Regions from separate parts of the Homo sapiens genome. Here region 2 is linked to region 1. The links are chromatin loops, found by intact Hi-C in ENCODE. Cell type or tissue: right lobe of liver. All regions are shown on one strand. Each heading gives the region's core, and the rest is flanking DNA. Links, peaks and the distances in the headings are about the cores only. Region 1 overlaps LOC124902645 (a long non-coding RNA gene). Region 2 overlaps LOC102723370 (a long non-coding RNA gene).

Region 1 (12,869 bases), core at 1,717-9,716:
AATAAAATGTAAGATTGCATTCTGAGTATTAAAACTCTAATAATTAAAACTCTAAATATTATAACTCAAATAACTCTAATAAACTATGTATATAGTTTATATAAAGTTATACTATATATATAGTTATACAAACTATATATATATAAGCCTCTCAGATTAGGGGAGATATCTATCTATATAGATAGATAAATATATAGAGATAAGTAGAGATATAATCTATATAAAATCTATAATCTATATATAATCTATAGATATTATATATAGTGTCTATCCATCTATATCTACAGATGGATGGATAGATGATAGATAGATAGATGATAGATATATAGATAGATAGATAGATAGATAGACAGATAGATAGATAGATAGATAGACAGATTGATAGATCTCCCCAAATCTGAGGAGAGGAATGGACATCCAAATTCAAAAAGGTCAACAGGCCTGGAATAGGATAAATCCAAAGAATCCTATACCAAGATACATGATAATCAAATCATCAAAAGACAAAACAAAGTCAAAATTTTAAATGTAGCAAAATAAAAGTGACTCTTCATGCACAAGAGAGTCCCTGTATGACTACCAAGTGGTTTTCTCAGCAGAGACCTTGCAGGCCAGAAGGAAAAGGGCGGATATATTCAAAGTGCTGAAGAAGAAAAAAAAACTCTGCCAACTAAGAATGTTAAATCTGGCAAAAGTGTCTTCTAAAAATGATGAATGAAGAATGCCTTTCCCAGACAAGCAAAAAATGATAGTGTTTTCTTTGTTTTTTACCACTAGATATGCTTTACAGGAAATGCTAATGGGAGTTCTATAAGTCAAAACAAACTGATGCTAAATAGTAACACAAAAACATATGAAAGTATAAACTTTCTATATAAATGTAAAAATACAGAAAAGTCGAGAATACTGTAATAAGTGATGAGGGTATCTAAATCATTTTTTATTTTAGTATAAAAGTAAAAAGACGAAAGTATTAAGAACATAACTAAAAAATGTTAATGGATACATAATATAAAAATATGTAAATTATGATGTAAATAACATAAAATAGGAGAGGAATTAAAAGTGTAGATGTAAATGGAGCAAAAGAACTATAAGACAAATGATGTGGTTTAGCTGTGTCCCCAACCAAATCTCATCTTGAATTTACATGTGCTGTGGGAGGGACCTGGTGGGTAATTCAATCATGGTAGCAGGTCATTCCCATGCTTTTCTTGTGATAGTGAGTAAGTCTCACGATGTCTGATGGTTTCATAAGGGGGAGATTCCCTGCACAAGCTCTTTCTCTTTGCCTGCTGTCATCCATGTAAGACATGACTTCCTCCTCCTTTCCTTCTGCCATGATTGTGAGGTCTCCTCAGCCACTCAGAATTGTAAGTGTATTAAATCTCTTTCTTTTGTAAATTGCCCAGTCTCGGGCATCTTTATCAGCAGTGCGAGAACAGGCTAATACAACAAACAAACAAAATAGCAATAGTAAGTCCTTTGCTAGCAAAAATTGTTTTAAACATAAATGGTTTAAAATTCTTAATCCAAAGACATAGAGTGACTGAATAGATTTTTTTTTTAAAAAAAGACCCAACTATATGCTGTTTTCCAGAGACTCACTTGAGATTTAAGGACACACAGACTAAAAGTGAAGGGATAGAATAAAAGGTATTTCATGCAAATGGTAAACAAAAGATTGCTGGGGTGGCTTTACTTAAACAAACACAGAGGAGGTGCAAGGTGGCTGACTAGAAGCAGCTATTGTGTGCCACTCTCATGGAGAGGAGATAGAATGAGAAGTAAACACTAGCTCTTCAAATGGATTATCCAGGAGGTAATGTTGGGATTTATCAAATAAGCAATAGTGACCCATGGAGCTCAGAGAGAAGTAAGGCAGGAAAAGCACACACCCAGGATTGGCATGGCACCAAGAGTGGCTCCCCACCAAGAGGATAGAGTAAGTGAGCAAGAGCATCTCAGGACCCATACTTCTGCCATGAGTCTTTGAAATCCTTAGCACAGAAGATCCCCTTGACCTCCTCTTTAGAGCCTCCAGACTAACATGGAGAGTTTTGTGAAAGCTGGGTAGATCTGCCACTGAAGCCTACATGGAGCCCCAATGGTCTTAGATCCCTAAGTACCCTGAAGCCAGCTTCCATAGCTCCAAACAACAAGGGAGGCCAGCCTATCTCATGCGCTCTCAGGATAGGAGCTGCATCCTTGGTGCTGAGTAGATGGACTATAGACTTCACCTCTGCTGCACATCAACAGGCAAAGCCCATTGGCCTGGGACCCCGATGCAGCCACTCCACCTGTATTAGTCTATTTTCACACTGCTGATAAAGACATACCTGAGATTGGACAATTTACAAAAGAAAGAGGTTTAATGGACTTACAGTTCCATATGGCTGGGGAGTCCTCACAATCATGGAGGAAGGCAAGGAGGAACAAGTTATGTCTTACATGGATGGCAGCAAGCAAAAAGAGAGAGAATTTGTTCAGGGAAACTCCCCCTTATAAAACCATCAGATCTCATGAGATTTATCCGCTATCACAAGAACAGCAGAGAAAAGACCCACCCCCATGATTCCATTATCTCCCACCATGTCCTTCCCACAACACATGGAAATTAAAGGAGTACAATTTAAGATGATATTTGGGTGGGGACACAGTGCCAAACCATATCATTCCACCCCTGGTGTTGTGGGAAATCAGGGACCCCAAACGGAGGGACTGGCTGAAGCCATGACAGAAGAACGTGGATTGTGAAGATTTTGTGGACATTTATTAGTTCCCCAAATTAATACTTTTATAATTTCTTATGCCCGTCTTTACTGCAGTCCCTAAACATAAATTGTAAAGATTTCATGGACACTTATCACTTCCCCAATCAATACCCTTGTGATTTCCTATGCCTGTCTTTGCTTTAATCTCTTAATCCTGTCAGCCAAGGAGGATGTATGTCGCCTCAGGACCATGTGATAATTGCATTAACTGCACAAATTGTAGAGCATGTGTGTTTAAACAATATGAAATCTGGGCACCTTGAAAAAAGAACAAGATAACAGCAATGTTTAGGAAATAAGAGAGATAAACTTAAACTCTGACCGCTGGTGAGCCAGGCAGAACAGAGCCATATTTCTCTTCTTTCAAAAGCAAATGGGAGAAATATCGCTGAATTCTTTTTCTCAGCATGGAATATCCCTGAGAAAGAGAATGCGCACCTGGGGGTAGGTCTCTGAACTGGACCCCCGGGGCGTACCTGTCTCTTATGGTCAAGTCTGCAGAGATGAAATAAATTCCAGTCTCCCATAGCGCTCCCAGGCTTATTAGGAAGAAGAAATTCCCGCCTAATAAATTTTGGTCAGACCGGTTGATCTCAAAACCCTGTCTCCTGATAAGATGTTATCAATGACAATGGTGCCCGAAACTTCATTAGCAATTTTAATTTCGCCTCAGTCTTGTGGTCCTGTGATCTCATCCTGCCTCCACTTGCCTTGTGATATTCTATTACCCTGTTAAGTACTTGATGCCTGTCACCCACACCTATTTGCACACTCCCTCCCCTTTTGAAAATCCCTAATAAAAACTTGCTGGTTTTTGTGGCTTGTGGGGCATCATGGATCCTACCAATGTGTGATGTCTCCCCTGGACACCCAGCTTTAAAATTTCTCTCTTTTGTACTCTGTCCCTTTATTTCTCAAGCCAGCCAACACTTAGGAAAATAGAAAAGAACCTACGTGATTTTCAGGGCAGGTTCCCCAAAACCCTGGCCCCTCCAAAATCTCATGTCCTCACATTTCAATACCAATAATATCTTCCCAACAGTCTCCCAAAGTGTTAACTCAGTTCAGCATTAACTCCAAAGTCCACAGTCCAAAGTCTCATCCAAGACAAGGCAAGTCCCTTCTACCTATGAGCCTGTGCAATCAAAAACAAGTTAGTTACTTTCTAGATACAATGGGGGTATAGGCATTGGGTAAATACAGCTGTTCCAAATGGGAGAAATTGAGCAAAGCAAAGGGGCTACAGGCATCGTGCAATCTGAAATCCAGCAGGGTAGTCAAATCTTGAAGTTCCAAAATGATCTCCTTTGACTCTACATCTCACATCAGGGTCATGCTGATGCAAGAGATGGGTTTTCATGGTCTTGGGCACCTCCGTCCCTGTAGCTCTGCAGAGTATAGTCCCCCTCCTGGCTACTTTCCCCCTGCATGGGCTGGCATTGAGTGTCTGCAGCTTTTCCAGGTGCACAGTGGATCTACCATTCTGGGGTCTGGAGGATGGTTGCCCTCTTCTCACAGCTCCACTAGGTGGTGCCCCATAGAGATTCTGTGTGGAGACTTTGACCCCACATTTCCCTTCCACACTGCCCAGCAAAGGTTCTCCATGAGGGCCCACCCCTGCAACAAACATCTGCCTGGGCATCCAAGTGTTTCCATACATCCTCTGAAATCTAGGCAGAGGTTCCCAAACCACAATTCTTGACTTCTGTGTACCCACAAGCTCAACACCATGTGGAAGCTGCCAAGGTTTGAGGCTTCCACCCTCTGAAGCAACAGCCTGAGCTGTACCTTGGCCCCTTTTAGCCATGGTTGGAGGAACTGAAATGCAGGGCACCAAGTCCCTAGGCTTCACAGAGCAGGGAGCCCGGGGTCTGGCCCAGGAAACCATCTTTTCCTCCTAGTCCTCCGGGCCTGTGATGGGAGGGGCTGTCATGAAGATCTCTGATATGCCCTGGAGACTTTTTCACCATTGTCATGGGGAATAACATCTCGTTACTTATGCAAATTTCTGCAGTGACTGGAATTTCTCCACAGAAAATGGGATTTTCTTTTCCATCACATAGTCAGGCTGAAAATTTTCCAAACTTTTATGCTGTTTCCTTTTTAAAACTGAATGCTTTTAACAGCACCCAAGTTACCTCTTGAATACTTTGCTGCTTAGAAATTTCTTCTGCCAGATACCCTAAATCATATACCTCAAGTTCAAAGCTCCACAAATCTTTAGGGCAGGGGCAAAATGCAGCCAGTCCCTTTGCTAAAATATAACAAGAGTCACCTTTGCTCCAGTTCTCAACAAGTTCCTCATCTCCATCTGAGACCACCTCAGCCTGAATTCGTTGTCTATATCATTATCAGCATTTTGGACAAAGTCATTAAACAAGTCCCTAGGGAGTTCCAAACTTTCCCACATTCTCCTGTCTTCTTCTGAGCCCTCCACACTGTTCCAACCTCTGCCTGTTACACAGTTCCAAAGTCACTTCCACATTTTCAGGTATTTTTTCAGCAGCACCCCACTCTACTGGTACCAATTTACTGTGTTAGTCTATTTTCATGCTGCTGATAAAGACATACCTGAGACTGGGAAGACAAAGAGGTTTAATGGACTTACAGTTCCACATGGCTGGTGAGGCCTCACAATCATGGTGGAAGGCAAGGAGGAGCAAGTCACGTCCTACATGGATGGCAGCAGGCAAAAAAAGAGAGAGTTTGTGCTGGGAAACATCCATTTTTAAAACCATCAGATCTCATTAGAATTATTCATTATCACGAGAACAGCACAGGAAAGAGCTGCCCCCATGATTCAGTCATCTCCCACTGGGTCAGTCCCACAACATGTGAGAATTATGGGAGTACAATTCAAGATGAGTTTGGGTGGGTACACAGAGCCATAACATATCACCACCCTTGTCTGAGCATTTAGACCAGTCCCAGCTCTGCATTTCTCTGATAGAGCTCCCAGAGGTAACCAACAAGTTTGCAGTGTTTGCCACTGCCACAGCCCCTATCCTATTGCCCTCATGATGGAGATCTGAGAGCTCAAGAACTGTCAAAGGCCTTCAGTATACTGCAGCTGCCATGTGGAAAAGCAGACAGATGTTTTTCATGGAGGTCCCTGACCCTCTGGATCCTCACTGGGCAGGGCCTCCCAAACTGGGCTCCCAGTGCAGCCGCCCTACCACTCTCTGATCACCTCAGTCAGTGGTGGCTCTGTGTTTCTCTGGAGAGGAATTCCTAGAAACAACTGACAGGGTTTCTGTCATTGCTGTTGTGGTGGTACCTGTCTTTGTTGGTCTTGTGCTACAGAGCAAAGACCCTGATCACTTTGCTTGCACCTCCAGAATTCTACAGCCACTGTGTGAAGAGAAGCCCAGTCTCTCTTCCCTATGAGTCCCTGACCCCAAGCTATTCACGAGGTAAGACCTCCAGTTTGGGCCTACATCACAGTTACCCCATCACCAGCTTATCATTCTAATTGGTAGAGGATCTGTGTTTCTGTGGGGTGAAACTCCCAGAGACAAGTGACAGGCCCTCTGCCATTGTCAATGCCAAGGTCCTTGCCTCTGCTGCACCCAAGCTGAAGAGGAAACAAAAAGCATGAGCTTACCCTAAGGCTGCGGTGCATAGCCTGGGAGTACCAAGCTGACATCTGTGGCCAGCACCTGAGTGAAAGAGGAGTCCACAGTTTCAGAGCACTGAGAAGGGTATGGCTGCAAAAATGAGGAGATACAGAGGAGCCACGCAAAATAATACCCTATCTACCAGCCATTATGCTTAAGTGCCATCTACTGGATCATAGCTCAAACTACAACACCAAAAATAATTTTCTTAATACACTTCCATGTGAAACCAAGGGCAAGAATTCAGCCATAAATAAAGACCCTGCAAAAGTCCTCTGAAAACAGGCAGAAATGAAACCAAGGGACTGTACTCAAATTTTTCCACAGTTACAAGACCATTAGCCCACACAGATGGGAAAGAGCCAGTGCAAAAACTCTGGCAATTCTAATATCCAGAGAGTCTTCTTGCCTCCACACAACTGCACTACCTCTCCAGCAATGGTTCTTAACCAGAATGAAATGGCTGAAATGACAGACGTACAATTAAGAATCTTGATGGCAATGAAGATCATTGAGATCCAGGAGAAAGTTAAAACTTATCCAAGAAATCTAAGAATCTAGTAAAATGATTCAAAGGATGAAAGATGAAATAGCCATTTTAATAAAGAAACAAACTAATCTGATACAGCTTAAAAACACACTACTAGAATTTCATAATGCAATCAAAAATATTAACATCAGAATAGACCAAGCTGAGGAAGGAATCTTAGAGCTCAAAGACTGGTTCTTCAACTTAATCAGAAAAATAAAATTAAAAAATGAACAAAACTGCCAAGAATTATGGAATTATGTAAAGAGACTAACCTATGATGCTTTGGCATCTTTGAAAGAGAAAGAGAAAGCAAGAAAATTGGAAATCATTTGAGGATGTTGTCCATGAAAATCTCCCCAACATCACTAGAAAGGTCAACATTCAAATTCAAGAAATCCAGATAATCTGTGTGAGATACTATACAAGATAACCATCCCAAAGACGCATAGTCAGAAGATTCTCCCAGGTCAATGCAGAAGAAAAAACATTAAAGACAGCTACAGAGAAGGGGCAGAACACCTAAAAAGGAACCCCAACAGGCTAACAGTAGACCTTTCAGCAGAAACTCTACAAGCCAGAAGATCCTTAAGGAAAAGAAACTCCAACCAACAATTTTTTATCCAGCCAAACTAAGCTTCATAAGTGAAGAAAGTATGATTCCTTTCAGACAAGCAAATGCTAGGGGAATTTGTTCCTACCAGAACTGCCTTAGAAGAGATCCTTAAAGGAGCGCTAAACATGGAAATGAAAGACTTACCATAAACCACAAAAACACCCTTAAGTACATAGACTATTGACAATATAAAGCAACTACACAATCAAGTCTACATTACAACCAGCTAACAAAACAATGACCGAAACAAATCCACATATTTCAGTGTTAACCTTTAACATAAATGGGCTAAATGCCCCATTTAAAAGGCACAAAGGGGTTAAGTTGCATAAAGAAGCAAGACCCAACTGTATGCTGCCTTTTAAAGACCCATCTCACATGCAATGATACCCATAGGCTAAAAGTAAAGTCTCTGTTCAATGCAGAAGAAAGAAAGAAAGAAGATCTGATAAACAATTCCAGCAAAGTTTCAGGATACAAAATCAATGAACAAAAATTGTTAGCATTTCTACACCTCAATAACATCCAGGCTGAGAGACAAGTGAAGAACACAGTCTCATTTGTAATAGCTGCAAAAAGAATAAAATACCTAGAAATACAGCTAACCAAGGACGTGAAAGATCTCTACCATGCGAATTATAAAACACCTCTTAAATAAATCAGAGATGACACAAAGAAATGGAAAAACATTCTATATTCATGGATAGGAAGAATCAACATTGTTAAAATGGTCATATTACGCAAAGCAATTTACAAATTCAATGATATTCCTATAAAACTACCAATGATATTTTTCAGAGTTAGAAAAAACTATTGTAAAATTCACATGAACCCAAAAAGAGAGAGTGATAGGCCAAAGCAATCCTAAGTAAAAAGAACAAAGCTGGAGATATCACACTGCTCAACTTCAAACTATAGTACAAGGATACAGTAACCAAAACAGCATGGTACTGGAACAAAACCAGACACATTGACCAGTGGAATAGACTAGAGAATCCAGAAATTAAGCTGCACACATACAACCAACTGACCTTTGACAAAGCCAACAATAACAAGCAATGGGGGACAGGGCACCTTATTCAATAAATGTTGTTATAACTGACTAACCATATGCAGAAGGCTAAAACTGAACTCCTACCTGTCACTATATACAAAAATTAACTCACGATGGATAAAAACCCTAGAAGAAAACCTAGGAAATATTATGAATATCAACCCTGGCAACATTTTCATGATGAAAACCCCAAAAGCAATTGCAACAAGGACAAAAATTGACAAATGGGACTTAATTAAACTAATGAGTTTCTGCACAGCAAAAGAAACTATCAACAGAATAAATAGGCAAAGTATTTGTAATAGGGATAAAATATTTGTAAATTATGAATCCAACAAAGGTCAAATATTCATAGTCTATAAGAAACAAACAAGAAGAAAACAAACAACCCCACTAAAAAATTGGTAAATGACATGAACAGGCACTTCTCTAAAAGAAGAGGTACACACCACCAACAAGCATACAAAAAAGGCTCAAAAGCACTAATCATTAGAGAAATGCAAATCAAAACCGCAATGAGATACCATCTCACACCAGTCAGAATGGCTATGATTAAAAACTCAAAAAATAACAGATGCTGGCAAGGGTGCAGAGGAAAGGGAATGCTTATACACTTTGGTGGGAATGTAAATTAGTTCAGACACTGTGGAAAGCAGTTTAGAGGTTTCTCAAAAAAAAAAAAAAAACTTAAAACAGAATTACTATTTGACCCAGCAATCTCATTACTGAGTATATACCCAGAGGAATATAAATCATTCTACCATAAAGACCCATGAACACATATGTTTACTGCAGCACTATTCACAATAGCACAGACATGGGATTAACCTAGATGCCCATCAGTGATGGACTGGAAAAAGAAAATGTGGTACATAGACACAATGGAATACTATGCAGCCATGAAAATGAATTAAATCATGTCTTTTGCAGCAACATGGATGAAGTCAGAGGCCATTATACTAAGGGAATTAAAACAGGAACAGAAAACCAAATATCACATGTTCTCACTTATAAGTGGGAGCTAAACACTGAGTACATGTAGACAAAAATAAGGGAACAATAGACACCAGACCTCTTTCTTGTGGTTAGAGGGTAGGAGGAGGGTGAGTGTTGGAAAAATATCTACTGAGTACTGTACTCATTGCCTGGGTGACAAAATAATCTGTACACCAAACCCTTGTGACACACAATTTACCCATGTAACAAATCTGTACATGTACCTGAAATCTGAACCTAAAATAAAAGTTGGAAAAAATAAAAAATAAATAAATGAATTGAAATCTGAAAAATACAGAAACAAAGTAGATGTTAAGTCCAAAACATTAAATAATGATAAAATTATCAATTTATCAGTAAGATATAAAAATATAAATATATATACCCCCAACATTAGAGCACCTACATGTATAAATCAAATATTTATAGAGATGAAATAAGATAGATAGCAATACAATAATACTAAGAGACTTCAATATCCCATCTTCAACAGTGGACAGAACATACAGACAGAAAACTGGTAAGGAAACAGTAGACTAGAACAACACCAGAGATCAAATTGTCCTAATAGACATATACAGAACATTTCATCCCAAAGAAGATGAATACTGGACATTCTTCACAAACATACAAGGGGAATTGTCCAGAATAGACCACATGTTAGGTCACAAAACAAATCTTAACAAATTTAAGAACATTGAAATTATATCAAGTATCTTTTTCTTACCACAATGGTTTGAAACTAGAAACCAAAACCAGAAGGAAGATCAGAAAATTCACAAATACGTGCATATTAAACAATACATTCCTGAACAACAAATGAAACAATAAAGAAATTTAAAAATCAAAAAATTTCTTAAGAAGATGAAAATAGAACATGCTAAAAGTTATGGAATGCAGTGAAGCACTTTTAAGAGGTACATTTATAGTGATTAACTCCTACATTAAAAATCAGAAACTAACAAGTTTTGGAAATTAGGGGGCAAAAAGAGCAGAAAGATATTAAATAATAAATTTACCTTTATACCTCCAGAAACTAGGGGAAAAAAAAGAACATAGCTCAAAGTTAGCAGAAGGAATAAAATAATAGGATTAAAGCAGAAATTAATGAAACAGAGACTAGAAAAACAATAGAAAAGATTAATAAAAGTTTTTCTTGAAAAGATAAACTGACAGTTCTTTATCTATAGTGTATTAGTCCATTTTCACTCTGCTACAGAGAACTACATGAGACTAGGTCATTTATGAAGAAAAGAGGTTTAATTGACTAACAATTCCACATGGCTGGGCAGGCCTCAGAAAACTTACAATCATGGCAGAAGATGATAGGGAAGAAAGGTACATCTTTGGAAGAAGAGAAAAAGATAAGGGGAAGTACCACACTTTTAAGTGATTAGATTTTGTGAGAACTCACTCACTATCACAAGAACAGCATGGAGGAAAACTCCCCCATGATCAAATCACCTCCCATAGATTCCTCCCTCAACACATAAGGATTAAAATTTGAGATGAAATTTGGGTGGGTGCACAGAGCCCAAACCATTCCATATAGTTACTAAGAAAAATGGAGAAAACTCAAATAAATTGGAAATGAAAGTGTAGACATTAAAACTGATATCACAGAAATACAAAGGATCATATGAGAGTATTATAAACAATTATACACCAACAAATTGGATAATTTAGAAGAAATGAATAAACTCCTAGAAATATACAATGTACTAACACTGAATAATGAAGAAATAGAAAACCTGAACAGACCTATAACTAGTATGGAGATTGAATTAGTAATCAAAAACATCCCAACAAAGAAAAGCCCAGGACCAGATGACTTCACTGGTAAAGAGTTCACTGGTGAATTCTACCAAACATTTAAAGAAGATTTAGCGGCAGTCTTTCTCAAACTTTTGTCAAAATAATGAAGAGGAGGAAATACTTTGAAACTCATTTTATGAGGCCAACATTATCCTGATACCATTATAATAGCATTTTTTAATTATACTTTTAAGTTCTAGGGTACATGTGCACAACGTGCAGGTTTGTTACATAGGTATACATGTGCCTTGTTGGTTTGCTGCACCCATCAACTCGTTATTTATATTAGGTATTTCTCCTAACGCTATCCCTCCCCGAGACCCCCACCCCCCAACAGGCCCTGGTGTGGGATGTTCCCTTCCATGTGTCCATGTGTTCTCATTGTTCAACTACCACTTATGAGTGAGAACATGCGGTGTTTGGTTTTCTGTCCTTGTGATAGTTTGCTGAGAATGATGATTTCCAGCTTCATCCGTGTTCCTGCAAATGACATTAACTCATCCTTTTTATGGCTGCATAGTATTCCATGGTGTATATGTGCCACATTTTCTTTATCTAGTCTATTATTGATGGACATTTGGGTTGATTTCAAGTCTTTGCTATTGTGAATAGTGCCACAATAACATTTTTAAATGCCATTTTACAATAGCATTAAAAAGAATAAAATACTTAGGAATAAACTTAACCAAGGAAGTGTAAGATTTATACAATGAAAAGTATAAAACATTGATGAAAAAAACAAAGAAGACATCAATATATGAAAAGATAATCTGTGTTCATGGGTTATAATAATATTACTAAAATGTCCGTACTACCCAATGTGATCTACAGATTTAATGTTATCCCCCATGAAACCCCAATGGCATTTTTATAGAAATTTTTAAAATCCTAAACTTTATATGCAATCACAAAAGACCTAGAATAGCCGAAGCAATCTTGAGAAAGAACAAAGCTGGAGGCATCACACTTCCAGATTTCAAAATGTATTACAAAACTAAAGTAATTTAAAAAGTATGGAACTGGCAGAAAGACAGATACATAGAATAATGAGACAGAATAGAGATCCCAGAATTAAGCCCACATATACAGTCAACTAATTTTTTTACAAGAGTATCCAGAATACACAATGGGTAGAGGATAGTCCCTTCAATAAATGTTGGGTAAGATAGATAGGCATAGGCAAAGAATAAAATTGAACCCCATTACATCATACACAAAAATCGACTCAAAGTGGATTAAAGCCTTAAATGTAAAACCTAAAACTGCAAACTTCTAGACTGAAACCCAGGAGAAAGTTTTAATGGCCTTGGTCTGGGCAATTATTTCTTGATATGGCACCAAAAGCACAGACAACAAGAGGAAAAATAGATAAGTGGGACTACATTAAACCAAAAAGCTTCTGCTCAGCAAAGGAAACAATAAACAGAGTTTAAAACAACCTACAGAATGGGGAAACATTATTTGTAAA
Region 2 (12,869 bases), core at 2,791-10,790, 200 kb before region 1:
AGAATCTATATTTTTCCAAGTTTCTCTGATGACTGTCATGCAGTCAGTCCATCTCTCAGCTTTCAAGAACCACTGCATAAAATAATATTCCACTTCTTCTGAGAGGCAAATATATTCTAGCAAGAAATGACAATCAGTATTTATTAAGTATATTTTGTAGCATTTAATATAAGGGTTAGGACTTTTAAATATTATTTCATTTAATCTCCCCCACAGTCCTGAGAGGTGGGTACTGTTTTCTGAATTTTCTTACCGAAGGAACTGAGCTTTAAACACCTTAAGCAAAGGCCCAAGATCCCAAACTTAAGATTCTAAATTCTCTGATCTTTAAACCAAATTATGTTGCCTCTTCATTGCTACAAGTATCTTTGAGGTTTCCTCTTGGACTATTTAGTCAGCTAACTAATATTTACTGAGCATCTACTAAGGGCTGGCTAATGTAACTTAGTTATATATGTTGACTACTCTCTTTGAGAGCTTTTTTGCTTGGATAAAAATAAAAAGTCAAGTACTCATTTAAAATGTATTTTAATGTGTCTCTCAGTGAAGAACTAGACCTGTACTTAAGCAAGGATGGCTGGTATCCGCCAATGACAGTTGGTGTTACGGACACTTAGCACCAAAACATCTTCTCAATGATATTTAATCTCTCTTGCATTCAATTTAGCATGAACAGTGAGATTGTCTATGTGAGGCAATGTATAATTTTGAAGAAATAACCAACAACAGTGGAACACAGAACGAACACTGGGATTAACACCAGAATATCCACTTAATTCCTGGGCTCTGTCACTAAGTGACTGTCACTTGAATTCTGTGTATGATGTTCCTCAAATATAACATAAGGAAATGGGGCAAATGTTCCAATTCTAATGATCTGTGATTAGTATGTCTGAGAAAATATTTTTAACAGGGAGACCTTTCCGCCAGTCCTTAACCACCCTTTTTTTCCCTACACAAGAGCACACAGACTCAGACCCAAGGAAAAAGCTATCAACTGTCTTTAAAACTGAGTTACTTCACTTCTAAATATCTACCAACGTGTCATTTGGAAAATTTTATAGATGGGATAGTCAGTAAACTTATGCAACTTATTTTATAGATGGGATATTCAGTAAACTTATGTATTCACTCCAAAAGCAACTGCATATCAGCAACATGAGAGCTCTTTGCAAGGTGTAGGTCATTTGGAAGAAATATGTATTAAAAAGGTAGCAGTTGAGGTTGGTCATGGTGGCTAACACCTCTAATTTCAGCACTTTGGGAGGCTGAAGTGGAAGGATCACTTGAGCTCAGGAGGTCAAGGTTGCAATAAGCTATGATCATGCCACTGTGCTCCAGCCTGGGAAACAGAGTGAGACCGTGTCTCAAAAAATAAATAAATAAAATTTTTAAAAAATTTAAAAAGTTAGCAGTTGAAATCTCTGATGATAGATGGTTAGGGTGCAGTCAAGCTAGACGCTGGAGTAGTTTTTGGCAAGTTGTGCTTGCACAGTTAGTTGCTGAATCTGTCATCTTCAGTTAAGGCTTTGATGACCACGTGCCTTGTGAACATGAAACTATGTAGGTAGCTCAGTTAGGTTTAGGGAAGGATAGCCCAGGCCACGTAATTTATTCAGCTAAAAAGACAAAGCATTTGAATGTCAGGTAGTTGGCAGTGACCCATAAGTGCTATTGCCTAATAGCTATTGGCAGCCATTTCAAGAATTCCAGAGACCCAGATTGTAGAATTCACTCAGTACAAATGAGATGGATGACCTGGAGCAAGTCTCTTCCCCTTTCTGAGCCCATGTTTTCCCCGTGGTTGATTATGTATTATGAGTGAAGGCAGGGGGGCCTTCCTTGTTATTCCAGCTTACCATTAAATACTCAGCATCTAACTGATAGTAAAAAGTAAATTAGTTTTTGTTGTCTTAATGAAAGGGGCTAGACTTGATGATCTCTAGGGCCCAATTAGCTCCGGCATTCTACAGTTGTATCTTTTCTGGCACATACTCACCTTCACATAAGTCCTTGCTCTAGGCTGCTCGATTTATGCCCTGTATTGAAACTTAGGTAAGAGCCTCCCTTTTGGGTCAGTCCCTTCCTCTTGATTTCTCATCATTATACTTGTGACCATAACTTAAATAAATTCCAGTATCAACCCACAAGCCTGATGCCATGCACTGTTATCCATCTTTCACATTTGTGTATTGTTTATATGTGTATTTTCATTCTCCCAGTGCTTTCACTTTATATAGATCATTACAGAGTGAATTTGAACATACTTAAAAATTCAATAATAACCCTAGAACCAAAGAAATATAATGTTTTTTTATGTCCTATGAAGCTACCAAGAAGAGAAATATTAATAGCAAAAGAGATACTTCTAGAAATTTTTAAGACATCCTGAATATACAGCTATGCAAAACTAAATAGTAGTTTATTCCTAAGGTATGAGGTTAGGAGAGGTAACTACACTTTGATAAAAGTTTCATATTCAGCATAATGACAGGTGTCATCAACTCTTAAAATCACAACTTTCACTTCTGGAAAAAAAAATCTCATTGATCTTGCCCAATTCTTGTACCTCACTGGTGAGACACTGATTGAAATAACTTATTTGCCTTTCCTAACTTCAAGTAACATAGGAGTTGCAAGATTATTTATTTATTTATTTATTTATTTTCCAGTGGCCGAATTCTCTGAGCTCAGGACATTATTCTAAGGACTTGTTTTATTTTAGTATTTTTTTTAAATAATCCCCCGATGCCCTTTGAATAACTGGAGTAACACAGACAGTGTAATTGCTTTGAGGAACTGATGACTAATATTCCCAAAGCAAAAAGAAGGCAAAGCATTTAGATAATGAAATGTCAATCAGTGTAATAGAAGTGTCACTTACTTATTACTTACCAGTGTCTGAAAAGATTGCATGGTATTTGAAGACACATCTGTGTGTCAATACAACCAAAAACATTGTGCATGCACACATGCAGTACTGTGGCTCTCCTTACATGCTTCAAGATACTCCACCTACAATAACGTAGCTACAAAGACTGGTATGTAGAAGATTATGTGTGCATGTGCATCTGTATGAGTGTGTCTGTGTGTCCATCTGTCAACTTTCAGGATTCTGTGAAATGCTGGCCTTCTTGATCTAACACTGCAAAGCCTGCATCTGCAGCTGCATTTTTACAGATAACCAGGATGTTTTGTTCAGAGGAAACTGCAGTGCCCTTGACATTGAACAGTGCCAGAAATCAACTCAAGACCATCAAGCAAGGATTTTAAGTGCATAAAAGAACAATTTTTCCATAAATATTTATAGGAAACACTGCTCTGCATGAGTGAAAATGATAAGGATACGTAGTCAATAATCAAGTTGGGTTGTTATTTGTATGTAAACATTTAGAAATGGGCGAAAGAAAGAGAAAGTCCTACATTTTATTAAATAATCCAGACATTGCTTCAAATATTATGTTTTTCTGCCGGGGCTCCTTGCATTTTCCCTCATGCTGGCATCAGATTTTAACTTCTTCACAACCCTATATGTGAGTACTTTCAATCTCCAGAGCAAAGAGAAACTTTATTTGTTGGAAGCAAATGACATTTCAGAAGCAACATCTTAAAACTGAATGTCAAAATTAAGAAAATTTAGGCCAGGTAGCTTCAAACTAACATTCGAAGATATTTTTTGTGTTACTCAGGTAAAAATGACCAATTGGCAGTTGTGATTTTGATACAATACATATAAGAACGTGTTATTTTCCTGTGGCTGCTATAACAAACCACTGCAAACAGGCAGCTTTAAACAACATAAGTCTCTTGTCTCACAATTCTGGAAGCCATATGTCTGAAATCAAGGTGTTGGCAGGGCCCCACTGCCTCTGGAGGCTCTAAGGAAGAATCCTTCCTTCCCTCTTCCACTGTCTACTGGCTTCAGGTATTCCTTGGCTATGGTTGCCAAACTCCAATCTCTGGGTTTGTCTTCACAAAGCTTTCTTTTCAATGGCTGTGCCTTTTTCTTCATTTGCTTATTATAAGAATACATGTCATTGAATTTAGGGCAACCTGGATAAATTAGGATAATCTTATCTCAAGATTTTCCACTGAATTATATATGTAAAAATATTTTTTTTTTCCAAATAGAGTCACATTAACAGTTTCTGGGGGTTAGAAAATAAATGTATGTTTTTGGGGACCACCATTCATTCCACTACAGCAGGGGCCCCCAACCCCAGGGCCAAGGACCGGAGCCTGTCAAGAACCAGGCCACACAGCACGAGGTGAACATTGAGTGAGCGAGCAAAGCCTCATCTGTATGTACAGTCACTCCCCATTGCTGGCATTACCACCTGAGTTCTGCCTCCTGTCAGATCAGTGGCAGCATTAGACTTTCAGAGAAGCACAAACCCTATTGTGAACTGTGTATGCAAGGGATATAGGTTGCATGCTCCTTGAGAATCTAATGCCTAGTGACCTAAGGTGGAGCTGAGGTGGTGATGTTAGCACTGGGGAGTGGCTGCAAATACAGATTAACATTAGCAGAGAGGTTTGACTACACAGAGACCATCATAAATCAATTGCTTACAGACTCATATCAAAACACAATAAGTGTGTGGCAAGTGACAAGCTGCATCTGGTAGCAGGCTTTATATTGGCAAGTGAGTTGATGTACTTCAATTGTCTGTTGCATCTGGTGGCAGGCTTTAAGTCACAATCTGACACTTATTTTAGTCTGCAGATGGCCTGCACATTATTTTATTTACCACTTCCATTCGTGCCTCTTTTCCACACTGTGCACTTGTCTCTGTCATGGTGTTGGTAAGCCCGCAAGCTAACCCTAGCTAAAATGAGTAAAAAACAAACGTCCCTACAGAGCTTCTATGAAAAAGGGGAAAGACCCAATGATGAGACAGCAGAAGACTCTAAAACTGCCAACAAAAAGAAAGCTGCATTTAAAAGAAAATACCAAGAGTTCTACTTAAATTATGGTTTCATTGCAACAGGAGATTCACCTTGTCCAAGCCCGCTTTGTATCATATATGGCAATCGGCTATTCAGTGAAGCCATAAAACTTTCAAAACAGCTGTGCCCCATGGAGACTAAGCACCCTGCATTAAAAGGCACACCTTTGAAGTTTTTCAAAAGAAAAATACAAACACAAAGAACAGACGCAATTATTGAAGGCCACCACTTCATCAAATGTGTGTGCACTGAGAGCATCATTCTTAGTAGCTAATCGCACTGCTGAAGCTAAGAAAACTTTTACTATTGGTGAAGAGTTGATTCTGCCTGCTGCTAAGTACATTTGTTGTGAACTTTTAGGAGAGGCTGCAGTTCCAAAGGTGGCACATGTTCCTCTTTCAGCTAGCACCATAACTAGATGAATTGATGAAATAGCAGAAGATATTGAGGCATAATTGTTAGAGAGGATTAGTGAGTCACTGTGGTATGCAGTCCAGGTTGATGAGTCTATTGATGTTGACAACAAAGCAACAAGGCTTGTTTTTGTACAATATATTTTTCAGGAGGATGTGTATGATATGTGCACTTCTGTTGCCAACCAACACCACAGCTGCAGAACTACTGAAGTCTTTGAGTAATTACGTATCAGGAAACTGAGTTGGTCATATGGTATTGATATATGCACAGATGGAGTGGCTGCCATGACTGGATGGCTTTCTGGTTTCGCTACTTGGGTCAAAGAGGTCACTTCTTAATGTGAGTCTACACGCTGGGTCATCCACAGAGAAATGCTGATGAGCCAAAAAATGTCACCTAAATTTAACAACGTTTTCCAGTATGTGATTAAAATCATCAACCGCATTAAAGTACATCCCCTTAACTCACTTCTGTTTGCGCAGCTCTGTGAGTATATGGACGCAGAGCGCATACGTCTTCTCGTATACGCAGAAGTGAGATGGCTTTCTAAAGGTAGATCACTGGCCAGAGTCTTTGAGTAGCACATTTTAGTGGCACAGAATGGGTCACAAGACTTGCTTATTTGATGGCATATTCAACCTGCTCAATGAACTCAATCTGTCACCTCAGGGGAGAATTACAACTGTGTTCAAGTCTGCATATAAAGTGGTTGCATCCAATGCCAAACTGGAATTAATGGGGGCAATGAGCGAATGTTGGGATTTTTGACATGTTTCAAAAATTAGAAGAAATTTTGAAAGATACTGAGCCAGGGCCTTCTTTCTTCCAGCTGGTGCATGATCACCTATCTCAGCTTTCAAGAGAGTCTGAACATTATTTCCCAACCACAAAAGACCCACCTCCACAACTGGGAAGGAATGGATCTGCAACCCATTTGTGAATAAGCCAGGTGAATTGACTTTGTCTGTGCTGGAAGAGGATCAACTGCTTGAAATCGCAAATCGAGGTGGCCTTAAAAGTATGTTTGAGACAACTTCAAGTCTTTACACATTCTGGATTAAAGTCAAGGCAAAATATACTGAGATTGCCACGAAAGCACTGAAAAACCTGCTTCTATTTCCAACATCCTATCTTTGTGAAGCAGGGTTTTCTGCAGTGACAGCAACCAAAATAAGATTACAGAGTAGACTGGACATAAGCAACACACTTGGGGTGTCACTGTCTCCCATCACCCCCATTTGGGACAATCTAGTTGCAGGGAAAAAAATTCCAGGGTTCCCACTGATTCTATGTTACGGTGAGTTGTGTAACTATTTTATTATGTATTACCATGTGATAATAATAGAAATAAAATGCACAATACATGTAATGTGCTTGAATATTCCTGAACCCACCACCCCCAAACCCAGCCGTTGGAAAAATTGTCTTCCATGAAATCAGTACTTGGTGCCAAAAAGGTTAGGGACCGCCGCATTACAGAATGTCATAATTGCTGCCTTTTATGACGAAAATGCTGTGTCTCAGTAGCTAAGACAGGCACATTGATCAACAACTACAAAATCTAAGTGTATTTAATATTAAGGTCTTTTAGATAACTTAATAGGCTTTTGAAACAACAGAGAAGCCCTCACTTTGCAGATGTGTAAGTAACTTTTCCATAAAGTTAAATGAAACCATTAAAATATTTTCAATTATTGGTAATACATCCAAATAGTATGAATGGGGAAAATAGGATTAGTGTTATCTGATTGCCACTAGGGGGAGGAAAAATCAGCAAATGAGCAGCAAATATGAACTGGAAGAAAATGCTCCAAAAAGTTGGCGTGGCATATGTATTTTGGTTAACATTTGTGAAGTATAAGTAGTGCATTACACAATTAAAGAAACATTTTTTATTTTTTTACTTTTCTATATATTCTACATTAAAAATATGTTCTAATTATACACACACATTTAAAAGAAAAAAGTCAAAAGACATATAAATATCATGGGAACATGGAACTTTAGAATGAGTCAGGACAAGTCTTAGATAACTTTGCTCAGCCTCTCTCCTTCGTGTGACATCCCTAGTAGAACAAGGTACACCTACCTCTACTTGGAAACTTCTGGTGATGGGGATCTTGTTTTTTTTTTTTTTTTTTTTTTCAGTCTAACTCACTCTAGTATTGATCATCACTGAGTCAGAAACTTCTCCCCAAAATGGACTACAACATGGCTACATTTTATATTCACTTGTGGCACAGTGTTACCATATATTGAACTACAGGTTGTGCACTGCACAGCTTCATAGATTACAATATGCATAGCACACCCTGAAGATCAGCAGTGTCACAGGGTCAAGATTCCTTTCATGGCCTATATCATTGTCCAAGTTGTATATATTCTTTCTTTGTCTTCCTTTTTCTCTTCCTCTTCTTCCTTTTTTCCTTTCTTTTAGCATTACTTGACCTCTTTAGAGGGAAGATGTGGCTCAAAATATTGCTTTGGGTTAATGTTCTTTGTCTTACATTTTTCCTGGAAAAAAATTAATCAGTGGTTTTTTCTTGATTTTCCACATTTACGAAGTTTGCTTTTAGACTGCAAAGTAACTCACAGCACAGTTTCAGATGACTTTTATTGACTCATGATCAAGGGAACCCTCAACACACAAAAGAAATTGAGCATGAATTTGTCATAACTACTGACTTAAGGCTAAGCAAGGCATATATACATATATATATGTGTGTGTGTGTATGTTTATCTAATTCTCACAACTAATCTGTGCAATAATTGTTATAGCCACAGCTCTGTCCTGGAGTCACATTAAATAGTTCCCTCATCTGCCAATGCTCCTTTATTATGGGCTCTCATGCATACTATCCTCTCTATTGAAACACTCACTCTGACCATCCCAACTTCCTCTTTTGTTTATTCTCTCTTTTGCCTGACAAACTCCAACTTATAATTCAGGTTTCAGAATAGACATGGCCATTTCCATGATCTTCCATGACGGGCTAGTTGCCCTCCCTATTTGCTCCCAAATGCTTTGCATGTCCCATATTTTATCCCATAAATTTATATTATAGTTGCCTATGTACTAGTCTAGTCTCGTGTGCTAGACTGTCTAACAATAGTCTCTTGTATTAGACTGACCACCGTGAGATCCAGGACCATAGAAGGGGGAACATAGTTTAATCTACTACAGTGTAGTGAGGACATGGAACCTGCACCTATGCTTCCTGGATGTAAATCCTGTCTTTACCACTTACTAACTGAGGGTCTGCAGACAAATTAAATGAATGAGTCTGTTTATTTGCAAAATGAGAATAAAATAGTCCATACTTTCTGCAATTGTTGTGAGAGAGAACACAGAAAAGGCGCTGAGAGGGTACATGGCATGCAGTAAGTGTTATTCGTTTTATTGAGGCTAGTCATGAATGTAATCTCAAGCTGGCACATAGTAGATGCTCAGAAATTTTTGGAGACCCAGGATCATCTCAAATGTAACTTCTTCTATAAAGCCTTCTCAAATGCCCCATTTAGAAGTCTTCCTCTCAACTCAGATGACACCTTACCTCCTACTATTTAATAGTACTTCTTATCTATTACCATATATCCAGCGAATGTTTTCTGCATGTCGTTTTCTTCCTACCAAGCCAAAGCTTCTAGCTGGCAGGCTCCATATTTGTCTCTATTCATCACAACACCTATGGTAGAAAACAATTGTTGGATGAATTAATGACTCAATAAATCAATTTTAAAAAAAAAGTCCATGGCTGGGCGCGGTGGCTCACGCCTGTAATCCCAGCACTTTGGGAGGCAGAGGCGGGCGGATCACGAGGTCAGGAGATCGAGACCATCCTGGCTAACACAGTGAAACCCTGTCTCTACTAAAAATACAAAAAAAAAATTAGCCGGGCGTGGTGTCGGGCGCCTGTAGTCCCAGCTACTCGGGAGGCTGAGGCAGGAGAATGGCGTGAACCCAGGAGGCGGAGCTTGCAGTGAGCCAAGATTGCGCCACTGCACTACAGCCTGGGCGACACAGCGAGACTATGTCTCAAAAAAAAAAAAAAAAAAAAAAAAAATCCAAAAAATCAAAGCGAGTCCTTGGAGACAGGTTGAAAAGGGAGACTGAGACTGAAAATGGGGCTGAAATTTGAATATTAAGCTAAGAAATTTAGAAGAAAACTGCAAAAAGAAGATGTCTTGCGCACCAAAACTCAGCACAACTGTGAAAGGTAGGTGGTTGCTGCTACTAGGTGATCTGTCAAACTTTGTCACACACAGGAGCCATGTCACAAACCAGGGGCCTGATAGGTGCTGCCTTTGCATTGGAAACCATAAAGGGAAAGACTTCACTTCCAGAATTGGCTACTTTGTGCCCAGGAAGCAGAAAGACAACACTGAACTTTTCACATGGTCTTTGATAAAAGCGCCTGCACAGTGCATGATTGATAAAGGAGAAGACAAAGCTGTTCAACTATGAGACATTACTGGATTTTAAATATTTAAAGTTGATAATTTCTAGTTCAAGATATTGAACTAGAAATGTGAAGAGGTAGGGATGGTGTTCACACTTAACTTGTTGGAAAGATGACCACACATCATATGGAAAATCCAAGTCCAGTGAGAAAACAGAAAAATAAGTGTATAACAATTTTTGAATGATGTAAAAGTGAATTATTTCTGGATGAGTTTTCTGAAGTATGTGCTGAAAACATAACATCCAACAGGTTAGTCTTTCTAAAAAGAGTTCCCCTGATCAAATAGATTTGGGCAAATGTGCATGCTCTAGGTCTCTCGGATAATGGACATCACAATATTAAATGTTCTGAAAAGTCTGGAAGTAATAAAACTTAAACTTCACTTGAACCCTGAAAGGCAGTGACTTAACCAAAATGATCCCTGTTGATAAAAAAAAAAAAGGAAGAGAATTTACTTCTATTTTAAATTTTCATTAAAAGTGTTGTGACTCCTCTTATTGACTTGATACAATAGGATTATGGAAAAATAACTTTGAAGAAGTTGAGAGATACCCTTAGCTCCTCTTTTTTACTGATACTTACCATGTAGGAACCAGTCTATAAACACTGGTTAATGTCTGGATTCTTGTACATAGGCAGTGAACTGCACTTGGATGTAAATCTTAATTTCCTCATATCTAAATTTCAAGATCATTCCAGTTTATATACTCATATATTCAGAAGGGAAGTCTAGTTTCCATACCTACTCACTTCTCCCACTATAACAGCTGGGCTTGACTTCTGAAATGTTCCTCTGTCTTCCTCCTAGAAAACTCATATGATGTCCTCAGTAAACTTCTCAATAAACTTTTCTGTTGTTGTCCCCCCCAAAACTCCAATGCTTTCTTTTGTTGTTCATTTGCCTTGATCTTTCTGCAGCATTACCTGTGGCTCTTCTCTTCTCTTTTTAGCTGAATCCTTCCTTATTTATTTTCCATATCCAGGATGGGTAATTGAAATAAAGTGAGATTTGATTTAAATTATAGAACAAGGCAGTGTCATTCTTTTGCTGAACTGAAAATTGCAATGGAAAATCTTTCTTGCAACTTTTTCTTTTTGGTATGGATTTTTTTTAAATGTGAGGTTAAGACCCAGGAAACCTGGAATTCAACCCTAGGCCTTGCTATTAAGCAGTAACATGATCTTGAATAAAAATCAATTCCTGGCCCTTTGTTTTTTATCATCTATGGAATGAAGGAGAGAAACTTTAGAATATCTATACGTCTTTCTTTTACTGACATCCTGAATGCTCAGAAAATGCTTCTTCACCATATTTATGTGACTTTATCAAAATATTTGTCTCAGAGCCTACATAACAACACTATTTTAAAGAAAAAATCTTAAAATGGATAGCCTAGTGTTTAACTGTGCAGACCTTCACACCAGAATGCCTGAGTTCAAATTCTACTCCCACCATTTCGTGTCTGTGTGATGTTGGAAAAATCACTTAACTTGTCCGTGCTTCAGTTTCCTCATCTGAAAAAAAAAGAAAAAGAAAAAAAAAAAAGATACAGCAGCAGTTTCTCCCTCAGAGAGTTTTGAAGATTAAAGAAATTAATAAACGGAAAGCACTCAGAATGCTGCTGGGTATATAGGGAATGCTATGTACATGTGGTCTTTATTATTAATGGATCTTGACAGTGGTTGAAAACAAAGTATTTAAATATGGTTTTATCCTTTTCTGTCTAATTATGCAGCATTGGTAATTTTTTCACTGCTTGTGAAAGTTTGATTCATTGCAGAGAAAACCAAATACGTCATTGATAGCTTTAATTATAAACCCATACTCTGTCCACAATAATTTTTTAAAATTAAACATAGTCTCACTTTTCCTACTTTAGTAGACTATGTGAAAAAAAAAACCTTTTGATTGACAAAATGATGACTTTGTGATACATATACAAAGAAAGTAGCCAACAATACGTTGTTATAATTCTTTCTTTATATAAACTTGGTGTCTCTCAGAAAAGCTGAGAGGAGAAAGAACAGCAATCATATATTCGCAGCATTTATTATAGTACCCTTCTTATTTACTATTTCTGGTTCTTGGCATTTGTGTTTGTATATTTGAATTCCTGTCTGGTGTGAGTTCCTTAATCAAATATAGCTTTGTTCCTACTCAACTCCTTTGTGCTATAATCATAACTTGATGTGATTCTTTAATTTGCCTTCAGTTACTTGAAGCTAGCAGAGGTCAGTTCATAAGTTAAAGGAATAAAGTTTTGTTCATATCATAAAAGTGCAAGGTGAGGCTGCAAATGCTGATGTGGAAGTTACAGTAAGTAATCCAGAAAATTTAGCTAAGACAATTGATAAAGAGGGCTATGCTAAACAACAGACTTTGAATATAGACAAAACAGCCTTATATTGGAAGAAGATTCCATTTATGACTTTCATAGATAGAGAGGAGAAGTCAATGCCTGGCTTCAAAGCTTCAAAGGACAGGCTGACTCTCTTCTTAGGGGGTAATGCAGCTGGTGACTTTAAGTTGAACTCAATGCTCATTTACCATTCTGAAAATCCTGGGGCTCTTTAAAATTACCCTAAATCTATTCTGCCTGTGCTCTACAAATGTAAGAACAAAGCTTGAATGACAGTACATCTATTTACATCATGGTTTACTGAATATTTTAAGCTATCTGTTAATACTTACTGCTCAGAAAAAAAAAAAATCCTTTCAAAATATCACTGCTATTGAGAATTCACCTAGTCACCCAAGAGATCTGATGGAGATGAACAAAAAAGTTAATGTTTTTATGTCTGCTAAAAGGACATCCATTCTGCAGTCCATGGATCAAAGAGTAATTTCTACTTTCAAGTCTTTCAACTCTCAAAGGCATTTCTTATTTAAGAAATATATTTCATAAGGCTATAGCTGCCATAAAGAGTGATTTGTGTGATGGATCTGGACAAATTAAATTAAAAACCTGCTGGAAAGAATTCACCATTCTAGATGCCATTAAGAAAATTCATGATTCATGGGAGGAGGTCAAAATATCG

What was found. Peaks named below come from ENCODE experiments on the same cell type or tissue, not always from the same donor. Only the 100,000 strongest peaks of a DNase experiment are listed, where the experiment ranks them.
Region 2: a loop joins it to region 1, with 4 times the contacts of the local background. A loop is called at or near these places in 19 of 110 quality-filtered maps.

The regions. Positions count from the first base shown.
Region 1 is chr11:22,124,324-22,137,192 of GRCh38, forward strand. The region is part of intron 1 of LOC124902645 (a long non-coding RNA gene); the gene reads right to left. Among named protein-coding and RNA genes, the nearest start is that of ANO5, 62 kb to the right of the region's middle. In right lobe of liver, for the core only: a CTCF peak has its summit at 6,569 (motif pointing left); no DNase peak of the experiment used is centred there.
Region 2 is chr11:21,926,153-21,939,021 of GRCh38, forward strand. All of the region lies in intron 2 of LOC102723370 (a long non-coding RNA gene), which reads left to right. LOC105376587 (a long non-coding RNA gene) reads left to right here. Exons shown (of 2, transcript XR_931117.3): 2 at 6,197-6,583. Among named protein-coding and RNA genes, the nearest start is that of ANO5, 260 kb to the right of the region's middle. In right lobe of liver, for the core only: a CTCF peak has its summit at 7,122 (motif pointing right); no DNase peak of the experiment used is centred there.